Linked DNA regions of Mus musculus: region 1 is linked to region 2. A link is a contact called in ENCODE Hi-C or POLR2A ChIA-PET data. All regions are on one chromosome and are shown on one strand. Each heading gives the region's core, a stretch centred on a gene start or an enhancer-like site at or near the end of the contact. The rest is flanking DNA. Distances are from core to core; before and after follow the strand shown.

Evidence for each region. Hi-C counts contacts between places; a loop is a spot of excess contacts on that map. ChIA-PET counts read pairs that join two places held with the same protein, here RNA polymerase II (POLR2A).
Region 1: POLR2A ChIA-PET joins it to region 2 with 13 read pairs in Patski. The contact joins the enhancer-like site here to the promoter of Azin2 in region 2. A Hi-C loop is called at or near these places in 2 of 37 maps with a recorded cell type or tissue (left cerebral cortex and v-Abl transformed pro-B cells). POLR2A ChIA-PET finds 5 or more read pairs at or near these places in 3 of 5 experiments (Patski and embryonic stem cell).

The regions. Positions count from the first base shown.
Region 1 is chr4:129,009,389-129,013,937 of GRCm38, forward strand. Ak2 (adenylate kinase 2) reads left to right here. Exons shown (of 7, transcript NM_016895.4): 7 at 1,175-2,141. The coding sequence ends at 1,179. Among named protein-coding and RNA genes, the nearest start is that of Ak2, 18 kb to the left of the region's middle. Within about 2 kb of position 2,568, at least 1 of the 3 ENCODE cell types and tissues checked has a DNase peak (open chromatin) inside an H3K27ac peak, as active enhancers do.
Region 2 is chr4:128,960,497-128,965,091 of GRCm38, forward strand. It overlaps Azin2 (antizyme inhibitor 2), which reads right to left and starts at 1,959. Exons shown (of 11, transcript NM_172875.4): 1 at 1,805-1,959; 2 at 1,588-1,708; 3 at 867-1,063. The coding sequence starts at 971.

The DNA of each region.
Region 1 (4,549 bases), core at 1,318-3,817, 50 kb after region 2:
AGGTATAAAACCCAAATCAGATGTATCCCTTTCAAATTTAACCCTTTACCCCATATTTTATGATGGCTAGCGATACCCCAAAACAAGACCACCTATGACCATTACAAGTTTCTGTTTGTAACCTTAGCTCCCATAATTATGAGTGTCCTATGGTCTGTGCTCTGTGCCTTTTGGTCTCTGGTTGCTTTGTAACAGATAAATTAGTGGGCTGCTGTGACGAGACCTCAAAGCCTTCAGCCTCTGGAAAAGCCATTAGAAAGTCAGTGATGTGGCCAGTAAATAATGCCGCCTGCCGCAGCATAACCTCCTACTGACTCTAAAGTGCTTGGTCCCCATCTGGCTGAGCTCTCCTACTGTCTGAATCTGTCAGAGGGCTTGTCTCCACATGGAAGCTCCTGGGTACGTGGCCCTCTGCTTCCCTTTTGGCCTCCAAGTGTCTGCTGCCACTGCCCTGCCTTGTTTCCCTGGCTTTAAGCTAATTCTGTCTGCTCTTAACCGAAACCCAGTCTGGCCTTGTGTGCTTCTGGAAAGCACATGACTGCTGGGAATGGACAGGGAGAGGAATGAAAGCAAAACTGTCATCTGGGCCTGCAGGAATGCATGCTCTTTCTCTGGAGGGGTGGCTCCGGGCAGGACTTGCTCTGGAGGGGTGGCCCTGGGCAGGACTTGCTCTGGAGCAGAGGGTTGGCTCTGTGCGGGACTTTCTCTGGAGGGGTGGCTCTGCATCCCACAGTTGACTTTTCCTGACCTAGAGCAGCTGGAAACGCTTGACCTCTAAGTCCAGGCCCCTGAGCAGTTGCTGATTGAATGTGACTGATCTCTGCACAGGCATTTGCCACCTGTCCATATACATATGTGTGTGTATATATGTGTATATACACATATATACACACACATATTACACACACACATGTGTGCACATATACCAAATGGCATGTGACATTTGGGCTTCAGGTAAGAGCTGGAAAACCTGCTCGCTGGTGGTGGTCAGGATTGTGTTTTTGCTTTAACTGCAGAGTTGTAGCCTCAGCAGGCCTGAGAGCTTTCAGAAAGCTGGCAGAGAATGTCCAGGATTTGATGCGTCTGGTTGCATGCCAGTCTTCCCTGATGTTTGTTTGTTTGTTTGTTTTTTAAAAAACCCATTTTGTTCTTTGTTGTTTCCTCTCTATTTCAGCCTAGTAACAGAAGGCCAGGCGAGACCGCACCCCTGCTCATCTCCCCGCCGTGGGATCCCTGCTCTTAGGTGCTGGGCAGAGGGAAGAGGGTGGTCATGGGAAGGAAGGATGGATGGATGGTGAGGGAGGTGGGGAGGGGCTCCTCGAGAGAAGATTGGAACAGTGGCAGTGTTATAATTAGTAAGGTTTTTTTTTTTTACACATAGATGAGAATTTTTAAAGTATAAGCAAGGGAAAAGATTAATTTAAAAAAAAAAAAAAACTGTGATTGGAGTGCATTGGTGCAGATAAGGAGACATGGTATTATTTTTAAGCAGTCAGCCTCTGCTTTTCTCTGGACCACAAAGCTAATGCTCTCTAAGAGACCTCAGCTTCTACATAAGAACCTCATGGATCCCCAGGCCCAGAGCACAGCAGTCAGGCTGGGCCTGTGCATCCCGTGCAGAGGAGGGGGCTGCTGACTGCCGGGGGCTCCCCACTCCATAAAGCGAGAAGACTGACCTGCGCGGATGGAAGAGACGGGGTGTGAGGTTATGGGTGCCGCTCAGCAGACCATCTCTCCTGGAATTGTGGGGAGCAAGGGGAAACAGATCCCACACTTAAGACTTCAGAGTTGCTTGCTCTAGTGACAAAGCCTTCAGCCACTCAGCACTCCCTAGTCTTAAAACCTTGCCTTCATTCATCCACGGGACCCTTTTAGATAACTGAACAAGGCCTAGGAGTGTAGCTCAGTGGCGTGTGTGTGCCTGGCTCTGTAAAGCCCCGGCTTCAGTCCTCTACAGGGAAGGGTTGGGGGAAAAGCTAAAATGTCTTAAGCTAAGTCATCCAAGGATTGTCCCCCTCACCTCCTGGGACTGGGATTGCCCGACAACACTGTGATGTATTTCTCAATGAGGTGCCTTTCATAACTGACCAAATGCTGCCATGTTTGGCCCCTGAGTCAATAAAATATGTTGAAAATTTGTATCCCTGTTGTGGAGTTTTTTGAGGAATTCTGGATTGACTACAAAACCAAAAAAAAAAAAAGATGTTGAACTCTGGCCCCGACTTTAAAGCTGGTTCTCATGGTTAGCTCGCTGTCCTGGGAAGTACACGTGTGCACGCCTAAGCACCCTTGCAGCTGTCGGCCTCTGTGGTGGATGACAAACCCCAGTGGTTAGTCAGTCACATACTTCGTTCCCGTCTCATCTGAAAAAGAGCCTTGGTGTTGCTGTCTTATGGCCTTAAAGTCTGTAAAAAAAAAAAAAAAAAACAAAAAAACCCAGCCCCTGGCTCAGTGCCTACCACAGCAGGCATCAGATAAACGTCGGGTCAGAACATACAGACAGCTATCTGCTTCCTGCTGGGCTGGATAATTAGGAACGGACAGCAGTCTGCAGCCTGGCAAGCCTGTGTGTGCTTCTATGAGTAAGTCACATCGCTGGCCACCTTCCCAGCGGCCGCTGTTTAGCACCCTTGGTTGCCTTTGTGTGTCCTGTTTGAAATCCGTTTACTTCCGAGCAAGAGTGGACCTCAGCCACTGGTGTAGACAGAAGCTTTTGCTCTTGGACAAGAGCCCTGCTAGTGAGGTTTCTCAGAAATGGCTGCTCTTCCCGAAACCAGAGTGAACACCACTGCTCTTCAGGCATCTTGTGACTCTGGCATATGAAGTTCTGTGCTCACTGAGCCAGCCCCGCTCCCCACCCTTGCTCCTTGTGCCCCACCTCTGGTGTTGCCTTGAGATGTCAGCAAGTCTGCTTTCTTCAGATTGTTGCATTCTTGGCTGTATGAATGTCTGAAAGTTTTTTGGCTTTTCTTGGTTGTCATGTACAACTAAGAATAAAATATCTGTCAGACCGAACTGGGAAATGGCGTGGCTAAAAAGGACAAACCGAGCAAAGACTATATGTACTGCCTTTGGTCTTAGTGACTTCATTGTATCAGGAGTGCTAAAGACAGACTGAGATGGAAATACCGCACAGGCCTCATCACCTGCTCAATTCCTGTCACCCTCACTGAGACGTTCTGCAGTGGACACCCCCGCTGCCTGCTTTACCGGTGAATAGTTCACAACAGGCCCAGTTGAAGTGCTCTCTCCAGCATGGGTTTGACCCTGTGACATTGCTGAAATGATCAGTGATGTGTGCAGCTGTGTACTAAGAAGGTCCTCCCAGCAAGAACTCTCTCTGTCCCTGCCAGTTGTAAAGACCAGGATTATGTGTCACCTCTTAGGATCTCATATGTACAGTGTACACCAGTACCAGAGCAGGACAAGGAGCAGCCTTAGAAGACCGGCTTGGCGCATCACATTTCAGGAGGAGCTCCTTCGCCATGTCTAGCCAGCCTTTCTTCCCCCTGGTGGAGAGTAAAATGGTCCCTGTCATCAGGTGTGCTCACAGGCTCACTACTTCTGCACCGGATGTCCTATGGGTCAGTGTGGCTAGCAAGGGACAAGGGAGTTCAGAGAAAGAGAAGACAGGCACTGGGGAAATCTTGCCTTCCTGGGCATCGGGAGCTGGGCTGAGGATTGTTTACCAGAAGGTCCCTTAGAAATCCCAAACCACTAAGATTGCATACACCGTTCTCTTTATTTGTATTTCCTTAACCCGTAATTTAATGCATAGAGAATGTGTGCTGTGTGGGAGGGTCTGTGTGGATTGTCCTCAGCCCTGCAAAGGTAAGTTCTGCTACCTCTCCAAGCCTTTGGAGAGGTAGCAGAACTTTGTGCGCCTTTGTGCGCTTGGAGAGTCACACCTCTGGGAACCAATAAAACCAGAGCCAGTCTGTGACGCCACACCCTCCCACCACTAAGCTAGCGGCTTTGGTGCTTGGCTAAGGATAGGCAAGAGGTTCTCAAACACTCCTAGTTCAGAAACCCGCTACTAGCCGTGAATGGGCCGAGGAATCCATGCAGGGAATGCATGCAACGGAGAAGGGCTGGGAGCCGTGCCTCTGCAGTTGAGACCTGGTCTATGTTACCGTTCTCTGTGGCTTCCTTGCTGTTGGCCCAGAGCTCTGGCCAGTTGGGTTTGTAGAGCTAAGACCACAGAGAGCCAGAGTGGGTGAGAGGAGTTGGTTTCTGTGCCTCTGGTTTGGAAGGTGTGTGCTGGCTGTCTCAGCTCTCATTGCAGCTCAGCCCTCTGTCTGGTGACACTGCATTATTCATTACCTCAGAGGAAGCACCATGCTGCCCCAACTGTGTGTGGTGGTGAGCATCCCTGTGGGAGGCTCCTGGGGGTGCCTACTCCTGGACAAGTGCCCTGGCAGAGTAGGTGGGAGTGACCTGATGGCCCAGGCCAGGTCTAGATCCTATGCAGATGACCCTCAGGCCTGAGGACAAGCAGGAAGGCGGACTGTACAGTGTTTAGAGCAGGCTGCTTAGTGCTTCTCACTTG
Region 2 (4,595 bases), core at 709-3,208:
CATGCAAGTGCTCTTCCCACTTGCAAGCCATGCCTGATCCTCACAGACATGGTTGAGGCTGTGGTAAACCCTTCCTGGGACTCATTTTCCTCTTCCTGCAACTTCTTTTTTTTTTTTTTAATGGATACCCATTCGGTGTTGTCCAACATAATAATTGAGGCAGAGGCCAAAGACCTTGAAAGGGCTTGGATCTGGAGAGAAACCGCCCTTAAGTAGTTACAAGTCCCTTTAATAAATGCTATATGGGACTCTACAGAATAAGTGAGTGGCCCTGGAGGCAGAGAATACAGAGCCAGCCAGAAGCAAATCAGGAAAAAGGCAACCGTAGAGGGAGGGAACCCTGAAGACAAGCCCAGCAAAGGCCCAGTGAAACAGCACCTCACATACACAGCGACTCTGCTCTAACTGAGCAGAGCGCAAGCCTGAGCATGAAGCCGGAAGTGCGGCTGGGGGTCCTGGGGCAGTGGGGAGCTGTTGTGGGATTCTGTTCCGGAGACTTGCAGCAGGTGGGAGAAACAGGAGAAGGTCCTGGGGGCTTCGGAGAGAAGAGGACCAACCACAAGGGAGGTTCTCCCGTGAAGTTCCTGGAGCTGGGTATGCCTGAGTGTAGAAGGGGAGAGCGCAAAAGGCAGGTACTCCGAAGTTCCCACCTGGAGTGCTGGGGAGACCGTGAAGGTGGAGATACTGTTCTTTTCTCAAGTCAGGAAACACAGGGAGGGCAGATGTGGGGGCAAGGACCAAGAATTGGAGATAAAGGGGACAATCTAGTAAATATCAAGTAAACAAATACCAATACCGAGAGAATGGGAGGTCTCCTACAGAGAAGAGGACAGGCAACCAACCCACACCCATTTCCATCCCCTCACCGAGGTGGCCTGGGAGGCCCCCAGAGTGAGCTCCTCCAGCAGATCCCGGGTGCTGAAGCCCTCCTCCACCATCACAAAGTCCGATTCACTCAGATAGCCAGCCATGCTGAGCAGGAGGAGCCCAGGGGCTGGAGGAAACCGCTGCCTTGGAGCACCGCTGGCTGCCTTGGCCACCGCCTTAGAAAGTATGCAACACACTGTGGGGAGAGGGAGATGGAGGAAACCGCTGGGGAACAGGCTGCATCCCTCACCTCCCCAGGCCTACGGTCCCTGCCCAGTCATGTTCTGTGCCCTTGCCCAAGCCTGAGAAGCCGAGGTTCGCTGGGAATGGTGAAGTTATGTCTGCTAGAGCCTCAATTACCCCCATCTGTTAAATGGGATTGGTTTGGAGTTCTTTTCCAGTTCTGAAATTTGAAATTGGAAGAAAAAAAATGTGGGGACAGATCTGAGAAACCTAGTTGGGGAAGTCTCCTTCCAATTGAAGGATTTCTCCAGTCCAGACTACACCTACCTAAAGGGCCAAAAAAAAAAAAAACAAAACCCGTGAGCTTGAGTTCGAGTCGGCTCTCTGCTTCATGACCTTGGGTCAGTTTCCCCATTTATAAAAGGTTGGTCCTGACACACTAAGAATGCTCTATGAGCCACGGGTGGGTTCTGTCCGCGGGACGGCTCTCTCAAGTGCAGGGCGGGGGTCCCGCACCCCAACCCCAGGCCTCCTTACCAAGCCCCGTCCTCCTTCGCGGGGGCCAGAGCCAGGCGCGCTGCTAGGGGGGGTCGCCGGTGACCTCGAAACTTGTGCAACACCCCGAGGAGGAGTGGCAATTGCGGAGCCGAGGCCCCTGCTGAGAGGAGGCAAGGGGGGCCGGGGGAAGGGTCAGCGCCCAAAGCCGAGGACGCCCGCTCCCCGAGGCTCCCCCCCAGCCATCTCCTGCACTCGCCTTAAAACGCATTTACACGGCTTCGGCCCATAGGTCTCCCCAGCGAGTGAATCGGATCCTCGGCGCCTCCGCTCGCTCGCTCCCCCCGGCTCCGGCCCCGCGGCCTGCGCCCCGCGCGCCCAGCAGCCACCGACCCCACGCCCCGCCTTGCGCCCGCCGCTCGCTTATATAAGCCCCGCCCTAGCCCCGCCCCGGTGCCCTGGCCCCGCCCCTGCCTGCTCCGTAGCCAGGGCAACCGGGTGCCGCCAGCCCATTGGTCGATTCGGACATAAAGCATTCAGCCCTGCGAGGCTGCTCCGCAAAGCTGCGCAGCTAAGCAAGCTGGCTGACTGATGTCCGCGGAGGTCCACGCGGGGAAATCCTTCGAATCCTAGGCGTCTACGTGGTCTGAGCCGCAGATCCTGCGTCCTGCGTCTCAAAAAGTGACTCCGGAAAACTTTTCTGTCCCTGGCTGAAGTCGATGGCCCCCTGCTCCTCCCCTGGTGAAGTTCTGGCTCCGCCCTTGGAGCCCAAACCTCTCCTGTCTTATTTTGTAATATGACCTTTTACTTAATCGCCTCTTCTAGGCATTTTAAACTCCCAACTCAAATGCCAGCTAAAATGTATTCAAATAGAATTTTTGTGGCTTCACGAGCTCGGGGTGATGCCTTCATTCTCAGAATCCACAAGACTCTGGTGAAATGTGGCTTCGACTCAAAGCATGTCTCCTCTTCTATACACAAATCCCTGTTCATCCATCAGAGTCCAGTGTAATATCTTCCTCTATCGGACCATCCCTGGCCCCGAAACGCAATGGGACTCACAGTCCTTGTCTCTGTCTGACCCCTCCCCTCCTTCCCTTGAGCCTTAATATCAGTTGCTGAGATACCCGCACCTGCTTTCCTTTTTTTTTTTTTTGCCTGATAAAACATCTCAGCTTTGTGCACTCCAAGGGCAGGGACTGAGAGCCGGGCTCCTTGGAGTGCTTAGCATGCGCAGGGTGTTGCTCAGAAGCTAATTCAAGAGTTCTCCGGGTAGAAGTCCGAATGCTGCTTGTCTCTGCGCATGTGGCTGCTGACTGGGAAGAGACAGAATGGAACCTTTCCGGTGCTTGGTAATGGTTACAGGTGTGTGTGTGTGTGTGTGTGTGTGTGTGTGTGTGTGTGCGCGCGCGCGCTCCTTGAGTTATACACATATGATTAATGCCCTGTTGTACCTGTTATGTATACTACGTTAAGAGTTTGCAAGTTTTAGCCGGATGTGGTGGCGCACGCCTTTAATCCCAGCACTTGGGAGGCAGAGGCAGGCGGATTTCTGAGTTCGAGGTCAGCCTTGTCTACAAAGTGAGTTCCAGGACAGCCAGGGCTATACAGAGAAACCCTGTCTCGGAAAAAAAAAAAAAAAAAAAAAAAGAGTTTACAAGTTTTAAGCCAGGCATGGTGGCCCATAGCTTTAATCCCAGCAAATCTCTTAGTTCGAAGCCAGCCTATTCTACACAGAGATCTACTACCAGAGCTACACAGAGAAATCCTGTCTCAAAAAAACAAGAAAAAAAATTACAAATTTTAAGAAAACCCTTGGTAGGGTTGGAGAGATGGCTCAGAGGTTAAGAGCACTTGTTGCTCTTTCGAAGGACCAGGTTCAATTCCTAGAACCCACGTGGGAACTCCACCTAATTCCACACCCTCATCTGACTCCCCTGATCACCAGGCACAAATGTGGTACACATATGCATGCAAGTGAAACATTCATACACATAAATCTTTTAAAAAATAAAGAAGGAAAGGAGAGCCCTTGGCATATAATAAGTACCTCATAAATGCTACTGACTTGCCAAGAATATCCCAAGTTTTATTTGGTAGAAATCTATAGAGTCTCACTTAATTAAACTGCCTTTTAATTATTGCTTGAAGTATGTCTGGGGGTGAGAATGTAGCTCAGTTAACAGAGAGCATCCTGGCATGCACCAACTAAACAGGATATGTTGGTATTGTCTATAATCACAGCATTCAGGAGTAAGAGTGGAGACAGGAGGCTTGGAAGTGTAAGGTCATCCTTGGCTACAAGGGGAGTTCAGAGCCAGCCTGGGCTACAGGGGACCTTGTCTTAAGAAAGAAAGAAACAAAACAAAGCCACTAACCCATCTGTAACATCTCCTGAAGAACAGCCAAGATGTTCTTAGAGAAAAGCAAGTCATTTCGTAAAGCCTTAACGTGTATGGGGCCCGGTTCACATCTCCATCACCAAAAAGGGGAGAGAAAAGGACTTCCTCCCCCAGATATCACAAAACATTCTATTAGGTTGTAGTCCTGAAAACAATACGGTTCTGGGGCAGGAAAAGGTAATTGAATAGTCATGTGGATGGGAAAGCTTGGTTTACAATGAAAGCAGAGTTTCATTCAGACTAGTGGAGCTGAGAGCTTGATCAGCTGTGAACATCCATACACCCGCTGGGCTGTAGTCTTTCTGAAGACAAAGGCACATCCTGTCCAACCTCAGTATCTCCCCAAGACGTATTTTACAACCTAATCAAAATAAAGTTCACAACTGAGGCCATGTGGGACCACGGAGTCGGAGAAAGCCATTTTCTGATTCTCACCTTTCCTGAGCCACCCGTGACAACTGAGCAGGCTGCCTGGCCTCCATTACCCCTGTGAACCAATTGGGTTCACACTGCTTTCTTGAGGTCTAGGTCCTTCTGCTTGGAAGCTCTGTGCTTCCTGTGCACAGGGGTATCCACTGTACACGCGTCACTAGCGGGTTCCTGCTTTGAGAGCTAGCAGCCATTTACAGCATGAGACTCACAGTTCCT